Linked DNA regions of Mus musculus: region 1 is linked to region 2. A link is a loop called in an ENCODE intact Hi-C map of the cell type or tissue named here. Cell type or tissue: heart. All regions are shown on one strand. Links, peaks and the distances in the headings refer to the core of each region. The heading gives the core; the rest is flanking DNA. Region 1 overlaps Diaph2 (diaphanous related formin 2). Region 2 holds the start of Diaph2 (diaphanous related formin 2).

The links. Hi-C counts contacts between places; a loop is a spot of excess contacts. Peaks named below come from ENCODE experiments on the same cell type or tissue, not always from the same donor. Only the 100,000 strongest peaks of a DNase experiment are listed, where the experiment ranks them.
Region 1: it touches region 2 in a loop (2.4-fold over the local background); 2 of 42 quality-filtered maps call a loop at or near these places.

Annotation. Positions count from the first base shown.
Region 1 is chrX:129,881,473-129,886,855 of GRCm38, forward strand. All of the region lies in intron 4 of Diaph2 (diaphanous related formin 2), which reads left to right. Among named protein-coding and RNA genes, the nearest start is that of Diaph2, 130 kb to the left of the region's middle. In heart, for the core only: a CTCF peak has its summit at 3,199 (motif pointing left); no DNase peak of the experiment used is centred there.
Region 2 is chrX:129,746,602-129,751,984 of GRCm38, forward strand. It overlaps Diaph2 (diaphanous related formin 2), which reads left to right and starts at 3,141. Exons shown (of 27, transcript NM_172493.2): 1 at 3,141-3,515. The coding sequence starts at 3,375. In heart, for the core only: a CTCF peak has its summit at 3,163; DNase peaks (open chromatin) are centred at 3,120, 3,680 and 4,140; H3K4me3 peaks cover 1,900 bases; H3K27ac peaks cover 1,426 bases.

The DNA of each region.
Region 1 (5,383 bases), core at 282-5,281, 130 kb after region 2:
AAGGAAAACACATTTCTTCTCAGTTTGTCATTAATCTGATTTTACATGTGGGTTGGTCCCACTTATCCTGGAGGCAGTTAATCATTAAACATTTTTAGTGGCAAAAAACTCTCCTTCTAAAAAGATTTTTGTCTTCCTGTCATAGTTTTATATGTTTTTTTTGAGATTTTTAAACTAGAAAATACTGTAAATATTATTGGACAGAATTATGAGTTTCCTCCAAAGTGAAATGAAAGATGCTTTGCTGCCATTTGTCCTTTATAAGCAGGACATTATTAATTGATGACCGTGTCTTCAGAGATACTTAGTTACACAGCAATATTCTAATATATATTGGTTCCATTTCACATAGTCAAAACATTGACAACATAGTTGAAATAACTTTAGTCCTTTTAGCTAAACCCAAGGATACCCATTGGCGGGGGCAGGGAACTAAAATGAAGCTATTAATAAATTTCGGATATCAGCCAGCTTGGTTGGGTTTTCTTTTGAGTAATTTGAAATTAAATATAGGTTCAAACACTGTGTTTGAGCCTTGGGCACATACATGAAACCCACCGGATTTAAGCAAAATCAGTGGAGCCTATTGTGTTTAGCAGAGGGTACACAGCTAAAGACAGAGATTTCCTCCTTTCCCAGGATCTATCTATAGCCAATAGTGAGGAGTTAAAGTATAGGGACCCTTGAGTTCTCCTCCTCTTCATTCATTGTTAATAGGCCTGATTTTGTGAGAGTCCAGTGCAGATAATTGCAGCTGATGTGAATTAATGAGTGCAATAGTTGTCTGAAGTCTAGGGAATGGCATTTCTTAGTCCATCTCCAGAACTTCCAGCTTTTACACACTTCTCACCTCTTTCTCAAGGTTTTTTGGTGTCTCTACCTGGTGGCTACTGGTGATTCACTTTAGTCTCTTCATTTCTAAAATTGGTGACAATGCTTTTTGGCCCTGGCGTTCCTCTGTACTGGGGCATATAAAGTTTGCATGACCAATGGGCCTCTCTTTCCAGTGATGGCCGACTAGGCCATCTTTTGATACATATGCAGCTAGAGTCAAGAGCTCCGGGGTACTGGTTAGTTCATAATGTTGTTCCACCTATAGGGTTGCAGATCCCTTTAGCTCCTTGAGTACTTTCTCTAGCTCCTCCATTGGGGGCCCTGTGATCCATCCAATAGCTGACTGTGAGCATCCACTTCTGTGTTTGCTAGGCCCTGGCATAGTCTCACAAGAGAGAGCTATATCTGGGTCCTTTCAGCAAAATCTTGTTAGTGTATGCAATGGTGTCAGCATTTGGAGGCTGATTATGAGATGGGTCCCCAGGTATGGCAATCACTAGATGGTCCATCCTTTCGTCACAGCTCCAAATTTTGTCTCTGTAACTCCTTCCATGGGTGTTTTGTTCCCATTTCTAAGAAAGGGTAAAGTGTCCACACTTTGGTCTTCGTTGTGTGTAAAATTCTTTAGCAAAGCGCCTTACACATGTAGTTACTCACTGAATAGTAGGGTGTATACATTTATTTTTATGTATTTATGGTCAATCAAAGGCCACATTTTAGAAATAATATAGAATGTCTTTCCCTTAGGTAAATTGTGCTGTTCCACTCCCATTTACCTCTTGAATATGCTCTTGTATTATTTTAGAAATACACGGTTTAAATATGTTGTAATGCTGCCTTTTATCTCACCATTCATCAGGTTGACTGATTAGAGGACAGTTTGAGATATGTAAGAAACACCATACCTTTCTTAGTGATACCCTGTTTTTGAAAACAAAACAGTAATAAAGACATGTAGATGGCTTACTGAGCATTAACATCTTCTCTTATCATGGTATAGTATGAGGTTAGTAACCTATGGAAAGAAAACAGGACTGGGCTCTTCTTGCAACTTCTCCAATAGTAATTTTAAGTAAAAATGGTAGTTGTGATATGAAGATTTATCATTTGATTTTAATTGTTATATCAACTCATATTTTGTCTTCTCCCACATTAATCTGGGTTATATGACTTAGGGGTGTGATGCATATAGATTTGATAGGGTCTTCCAAACCTGTATTTTGGCGATATCTAACAATGTGCACATTTTATAGCAGAAATTGTAAAGGATTTTTGCTGAATCAATGGATACAGGGATTGAACTCTGACAATTTGAGGCATTTTGATCCTTTTGAAAGTGAATTGACCATTTACGTAAAGCCAGTCAACATTAAGCTTTTAAAGTAATTTTCATGTCTGTCTTGCTGATAATTCTTTTTACTTTTCGGGTGGGGTGAAGGAATATAGGGAATAGAGAAAGATTATGATAAATGCTTTTACCTTAGGCTGCTTTGTTGAAGAGAGTCTTAAAGGGCAGAGCCTCTTGGTTGAGAGATTCTTAAATGATAAATGACAGTGACAAGATATTTTTTCTTTCTCACCAGAGTTTTGGGGATCAGGGAAAATCAGAGAGACTGATATCTTAAATCTTAACTTTTTAAGTGCTAGCAAAACTATCATTTGTTGTTGCTTGACTATCAGAAATATTTTCTGGAACATTATTCACTCGTGTCTTTAACTTTTGGATAATGGCTTTCTGATTTTTCTTTTTACTATATATTTTAAAGGCATGTAAAAGAGCTTCAATTGTTTAAAATATTATCATTATTTTTCTAGTTTGCTCACTTATAGTCATTTCCTCTGAGATGCATATTACATGTATAGAGCCAAGACTTACTTGTACTATTTTCTTTTTTCTTCAACAGTTTTTGAAGTGATGGTAATAATAATATTATTATTATTGTAATTATTTTGCTATCACTCTAATTTGTCCATTGTCTCCATTTTCTCATCTGTTATTTGTTAGGAGTTTCAGTCAACTATTAAAATCTTTGCTAATGAATGATAGAATTTGGAATAACTTTGAGTTGAAAGCAAAATATTTCAAATATTGTCAGAACCTAGTTACTCGTACTAGTTACTTAGAACATACAACCATCCAAAAGAAATATAGGAATATAAGACCATTTGTATTGCTTGATACTTAAGTAGCCTTTCAGTTCTTGTACAAATGCAGAATATTAAAAGAGGAATAGAGTTAGGGCTGCAGGGATAACTTAGTTAATAGTTGCTGCTCTTGCAAGGGTCCCACATTTGTGTTTCATCACCTACATCAGATAATTTGTAGCCGCTTGTAATTCTAGCTCCAAGAGATCTACCACCCTCTACTGGTTTTCACCGGAACTGCACATATGTACTCATAGCCAAAGAGGCACATGATTAAAATAAGTAGGTCAAATAACCAGAAATTTCTTCGACTATTTTGGTTATGAGGACTATGTGTTTACACTGAATTATCCTGAAGATATTAATTTTGCATAAATTATTTATTTATTTTTAGAATTTTGAGGGCTAAGAAGGTAGAAATGAGAAAGAAAAGTACTCTAGGTTGTTCTGTTAATGACTCATGTGTGTCTATTTTTCTCATGAGTTGAACAGTTTTATAAGCAATTGTTACAAGAAAATTTAAAAATGTTATTATAGACTCAAATTAACTGCAGTATATGCTTAAAGTTTATTAGAGCATTTGTTTTATATGTGGAAGCATTAATCAAGTTATAATCTTTAATTTTTTTCCACCATCAAGCTTGATTTTTAGGTATCATTTTATATTTTTGTCTTTTTCAGTGTTCTATTACTGAGAAGAGGCATCATGACCACAATAACTCTTATAAAGGAAAACATTTAATTGGGGCATGCTTGGTTTACTCCATCATTGTCAAGGTGGGAAGCAAGGAAGCATAGTAGCATGCAGGCAGACATGGTGCTGGAGAAAGATCTGAGATTTCTATATCTACTGTCTCCAACAAGGCCACATCTCCTAATCCATTCTTATGGAAACCACCACAGTACTTATATTTAGCAGAGCCACAGAGGTTTTTTTTTTTTTTCTGTTTTAAACTCCTAATCATCATAGTGTAATTTTTGTTAGAGAATTTGCCATTTCCCTTTCATTTATTCACATATATTCATTTTAAAGATACTTCTAAGTACAACCATTAACATCCATGTGTTACCATGTTCTATTTTAGGATTTTACTTTCCAGAAATAGCTGCAAACCCTTCTTCAGTATTATGAGTGTACTACTGCTCAACCCATCACGAAACATTTATTATTTGCTATTTATCTAAGTAGGTATGACACCTAGGCTAGCTTAATTGCAGCTAAGAATATAGTAAGCATATTCTTGATTCTGTGTTTTGAAAGCTCTTCTGCTTTGTGATGTCTAGTGAAGGATAAGGCACCAAGCATTTATGATACTTCATATATTCTAGATTTAAATGTTTAGTGCTTACTTTTGACAACCAAGTAAAGATCTCGGTACTAGCTCTAGATTTATTTTTGAAGTTGAAAAATTGTGCTTTTAAAATGATTATGAGTAGCTTCAGCTTGTATAGTTGTGCACAAGAATGAATACATTACTTGTGTCACCTTATGTGATATATGAAAATAATAGGTGCAGTAGTATTGATAAAATTCTATTTATGCCTATGTTCTTATTCATTTCAATCCATAGCTAAGGCTTTTCCCTGATGCTAGATATTTCCTCTGCATCACAAATCAGAGGTTCTAATGACACACAAAAAATAGGTATAGAAACCAACAAAAGTACGAATGGCTTCATTCATCTTTTAACCAGTTAGAGGAAGTGAAGGAAAATACATAGAATAGTGACATGCATTGGGGAAAAAACAAAAAAACAAAAAAACAAAAAACAACAATCCTCAAACCTTATTTGCCTCGTCTAGCCTATCTTATTGTGTTATGGATTTTATATGGCAAACTTGAAATGAAATGCTATTAGTTAAAAAGACAAAGGTCTGAAACAAGCAGCCAGCAGGCTTAGAATACAATCTTTTGTTTTTCCTTCTGCCTCAGGTGAGTGAAAGGGACCAAATGAATGCATCGTAGCAGTTTTCTTTTCTTTAAATATGGGCTTCTTAACTCTAAAATTATGACCCTCATTTCTATTTTACTCTGCATTTTAAATTTTGACCATGTATTTTGATTAGTCTTTCTCTCCACTGTTTAAGATAGCTTTCTCAGATAATTAAAATTTTTATTTTTTCCTCAGCTTTTCTCTGAAATGCTGGTAGAGCATGACTTATATTCTTACTTAATCAGTTAGTGAAACTACAATGTAATTAAACTCATGATGGAACATGTTTTATCCAAATTTGAACTGATAGCTGAGGCTCTAACTTTGGCTTAAATTGTCAAAATATTGCCATTGTAACGTTCTTCAGATTAAGCCTGGGCTGTATTCTGTAACAAGACAACAAGGGCCATGTGGCTTTCTATTCTATAAGTAAATATGTTGCATAATGAAAACAGAATAATTTTTGTATA
Region 2 (5,383 bases), core at 208-5,207:
TTCTGATAGTGGCATCTACTAAAACTCAATGCTAGAGGGGACAAATAACAGGGAGGAGACTTTTCACAGATGATTTTGCTGCATTCCGTGAAGGTTTAATTACCAGAGAATTTTTATTAGGATAGCTATTGGGCTTTTTGTTTGTTTGTTTGTTTGGTTGGTTGGTTACTGCTCTGATTTCCAAGTTGTTTTGCATTCTGTAAGTACTGTTTTATCTGTAGTATGCAGTATTTTAAACAAACATACACCTAGAGTTTCTCTAGGAAGATGTATATGACATTATAGCAGAAGGTCTGGCACCTCTTCTGCCTGTGTTTAACTCTGTATCACCTCTAGTTTGATATCAGCCATATAATATATGCTTAGCAAATACTTGTTTACTTTTAGTCATTCATTAACTTATTAATATTTTGCTGTGACCTTGGAGTTGTTTTTTTTCTCATTTTCCCCCTAATTTGTATTTCCTTTAATGTTTCTATGAATGACAGATTGTTTAGATGAAGATAATGGATGTCTTAAGGTCAGTCTGAAAAAAGATACTTTTCTTTCCTCCAATAGCTGATGTGGGACTTGATGCAAGAGGCTGGGGAACCAATGGGTCTAATGTATACTTTTAATAGTCTAGCTGATGGGTATATCTTCCTTTCTTCAGCACCAGAGAAAAGACATTTTTTTTTCACCCCACAAGCCTACGTGTGTGTGACAAGAAGGAAAATAAAATCACAGGAATGCAGGTGAAGTGAGATCAGCCCTAAGACAGCAGTTGGTGAAATGTTAGGTTAAGGGACAAAATACTCTTGCCTGAGGCTGCTGTTTTCTTCCTTGTGTGTTAGTTTCCAAGAGAGACCAATGACCCTGATTCGTGATTCTGTTTGTACATTTGCTTAACAATTTGCTTTTCACATTAGCTAGAGCAAAATGCTGAAAAATAAACAGCAAGCCTTAAGCCAGGGTCTGAGATGGCCACAATTGGTAGGTATTGATCTTGTTTCATATGTATATGTATATATATATATATATTTATTTATTTATTTTTGAGACAATGTCTCACTATGTAACCTTGGCTAGCCTGGACCTTGCTATGCAGACTAGGCTGGCCTCAAATAGAGATCTGCCTGCCTCTGCTTGCCCAGTGGGCCAGTATGCTCTGCTGCATTGCCTTGCAACAATCCCCCACCTTTGTTTTCTTAAATTATAGGGTTTCTGCAAAAATCTATCTTCAGTCCCTTTGCCTGCCTAGAATGCTTTCTGTGCCTGTTTTGAAATTGGTCAATACATTAAAAAAAATATCTTCCCCAATAGTTGGAGAACTCTATGACAATAAGCTACATTTGTAGTACTTCGTTGGTCCTTCAAGGCTTTCAGCAGAACTTTAACAGCTCAAACCTTGTCTTCTGAGGGAAGGCGCTCTTGAGCTTCTGACATAGGTACTCTGGGAGTTTCCTGTTCACGTAGTTTTTGTCCCATGATGCAGTTCTTTCAGCCTGTTTCTTCCAATAGCCTAAGGGACAGACATGAGGTCAGCTTTAGCCTTCCAACTCCAAGACCCTCACTTTGACCTATACCCACATTTCTTCTACAGGAAGTACGTGTAGGTGTTGGAATACCATTCAGTATCTTTCTGTAAAACCTATTGTGTTTTTACTCTTTTTTAGGTGGAATGAAATTTAGATTCAGTTGTGTATGTGCGGAATGCGTCAAATTGAAAATACACATCTAATTTGTAGTTAAGTATGATCTTCAAGAAAGCAAAGGTATCTCGGAGCTTCTGTCCTTTGTATTGAGAGCATGAACTCCTCTGCTGCCTTCCTTGGGTAATTGGCTACTTTGGTAACGTAGACAGCCTGTCCACAGGATTAAAAAGAAACTTAATGATAAAGACAAAAGCTGAGACTTGAGCGCTTTTGAGATATCTACAATTCTTTTGCTCTATTATTCAAGTTATTTATGTCATTGCACTCACATGATGGCCAAATTTATCATACTGCATTCATTCTGATAAAAGTTTGTTTCAGCATAACTTCAAATTGAATTGGAGAAGGCCAAATGGTCTCACAGCCCAAAGTTATCTTCGTCACTAGTAGGGTTATAGACATGGTTATAGACTTGGTGTTTAAGTTTCTAATACAAGTGGCTTCCCCACCACTTGGTCTCTAATTCTGTGATGGTTTGTTGGTTTGTTGAAACCCCGCCTTTGTAAGGTTCCTTTGGAAACAATGGGAAAATCTACCTTCTGAGGATGAAATATTAGGTGCGGTGCCTTGAGAGAAGAGTATACGCTGCTCCCTGGTATTACACAAAAACATCAGTTGTCTAGAGATTTATCTTTTAAACAAAGTTTCAACACATAAAATCTTATGTACTACTCTTTGCAATAACCTTAAACCTAAACTAGCTTGGGAAATCGAAGATAGGATTCAGTCCAATAGTAAATTCTAAATAGGTGCTTTGGTTAAAAAGCTATCTATGGTAGGGGTAGGTTGGCCTTAACCAACAGCCTGCAAAGGAAGCAATGATTGTATTTTTTTGGGCCACAAGGCAATTGTGGCAAGAGGCACCCACTCTTTCCACTTTGGCCCATACAATCTGTCTAGGCAATTAATCAGAACTCCCTATGGTGGTTTTCTTATACTTTGCCAGTTGCCTTGCTAATTAAACCTGCCCACAGAATGAAGCAAGAGCACATCCCCTGAGGGCCTTCTGCCTAGGGAGGGTAGGGGTGACCAACACTAGTGAAAGCTGATACTTGTGGCCTAGCCAGTAAAATGCTCACAAGAATCCTCCTCACTCAGTTTCCCTATCTCTAAAATGGGTTCTCTCTCTCTCTCTCTCTCTCTCTCTCTCTCTCTCTCTCTCTCTCTCTCTCTCTCTCTCTCTCTTTTTACCCGTCTAGACTAGTTCCCTTCCTTTTGGTGCTAGACAACTAGGAAGTGAAATCAGTGCTTAACCACAGTAGAATGTCCTCTGGTAGGCTCCAGTCTTAGCCCAGGCGGCTCAGCTCCACGAGTAGGAAGCGGCTTTCGGAGCCCGCCCGGGCGACCGACAGCGGGCACTTTGATGAATCACGTGTGTCGAGGCCGTCTTAAAGAGATAGGCACCTACTTTTCCTCCACCCTAAACGCCGCCCCGAGGGCGGAGGCGACCGCGGTGATTGCAGCTGCTTAGGGGCAGGGCTTGCCCCAGCGCTGAGTGGTGGCACCGGCGTGGTTTGCGTCGGGGTTGCCTGGGCTTGGGGAGACCCGGTGGCCTGGGAGCGGCGCTTGGCGGGCAACCCTCTCTGTCCGTGGACGCGGGACATTCTTAGCGCTCCGAGGGGTGTTTGCCCTTGAGGAGACTTGGGGTTTCTGGGCGGCAGGTGACAGGGCCAGAGAAAGATGGAGGAGCTCGGGGCGGCGGCGTCGGGAGCCGGAGGCGGCGGCGGTGGCGGCGAGGAACACGGCGGGGGCCGGAGCAACAAGCGAGGCGCGGGGAACCGGGCCGCCAACGAAGAGGAGACGAGAAACAAACCCAAACTGGTAAGTCTTCCCGCAAGCCCCGCTGGTCTCGGAGACCCGAGATCCCCGGATCGTCCTGCCCAGGAACACGCCTGGGAGCCGGCCCTCCCCTCCCGGCAGCAGCCGTGATCTCGCCGCACAACTCAGGGAACGGAGACGGCGTGGGGGCGGAAGAGCACCCCTTCTCCACTTTATCCGGCCTTCTCTCTCGGGTCAGCTTGCGGAGGAGAAAGGCCCCACCCCAACTTGGGGACACCCTGCGTCGCGTCCTAGAGTACTGGGGTAGGGCTGTTTGTCTAACTTGTGGGCGCGAACCTTCTTTGCGGGATTCCATTTCCCTCCCACCTCTTGTCAGTTGCTGTTTGGTCCCTTAACACTTGGGGTCCCGGGCAGGGGAGCCTCCCTCCTCTCCGTTTCGAGCGCATCGGAGCCCACTCATAGCTAAGGAAATCAAGACAAGCACCACATAGGTTCCTAGCTCCTTCGACTTTGCCAGAAATCGGAGAAAGAGGCGCCTGCGTGCGTTTGTTCCCCCCACCCCCCATGTGCTCACCCAAGAAACATTTCTTTGGAAGTCTGGGACTTGGGGGGAGCGTGGGAGGAGTTGGAGGCTGGGTAACCCCGCCAACCCCCCCCCCCCCCCTGCATCCCAGCACAGCATTTCCACTTGGTTGAGAATGCTCAGAAGCAGTTATGTTCCCCATACTTGTCTCACAGTCCTGACAGTGTGGTCCAGTAGTAGCTCATTTCCTGCTGAGGCCAGAAATCGATGGGGCCTGGTATTGGGTTGGGAAATACTGGGGTTTCTTCAACTCATCAGTTAAAAGGGTTCCTCTTTTGGTAAACTTTCTAATTTCAGTGGCATGAGGAGAAAGGAGTTTCCTGCAGAGATTCAGCAGGCAAACTTTTGAGCCTCTCCTGAGCCTTTTGAACAGTAGAATCCTACTCCACATCCCAAGTACAAGTCCATGTCGCTCGTCTACATTTCAGTTGTAAACAACAACTTGATTATAGTAGAAGAGAGGGTGAGACTGTGACATGCAACTCAAACCATTTCCTGTGGCATCTGGCCACTTGGTCTGGACTTGCACTTCTCTTCTGGCTCCGGTTTACTTTCCTATTATGGACCGTCCATACGGGAAAACAGGGCTCAAATATTAGGACATATGAAATCTTCCATTATGTGCGAACGGACTTGGGCTAAAGTAATCTTTCAACTTTAAAATCTCATCAAAACCTGAGACAAATCTAGAAATCACTTCCCTAATGTGTCCTATTACCCCAAGCACTTACAAATAAAGAAACTGAGTCACAGTTCTTTTGACTTGTCTGCAATATTTATCACAGTGATGAGGGCTCACACCATCCTGGATTCAAGAAAAACAGTTCTGAGTTTATTGTTCGAGTTGAATGTATTTCAATTTGTTTCTTTTCTTTTTGAGATAGGGTATCTCTATGAAGTCCTGGCTGTTCAGGACCATGCTATGTAGACCAGGCTGACCTTGAACTCACAAAGAGCCTCCTCCGTGGGTCTCCTGAGTGCACGAGTCACTGCCTCAGCCAAGCAGTCAAAAGTTTTGATAATGTGACTTTGAAATGTACTAGTTTGTGGTAAGAGAGTGAGCCTACTTCTGTTTTCCCTCTCCCCTTACTTAGCCCAGTATAAACTGTAGTAAAAAGTTTAAAAATAAAAGTTAAGGAATAGTTTCCATAAATAGTTTTATACATTTAGCAAGAATCTCCCAATTTTCAATATAGTAAAGGAAAAGCATTTATCTCTAGTAGTAATAACATTTACTCTTTGGCTATTCGTCCTATTTCATCTTTTATGTTTTAGTTGATTTGACAAGGTAACTAGGTGATTATGAGATAGTATCACTTTCAGTTCC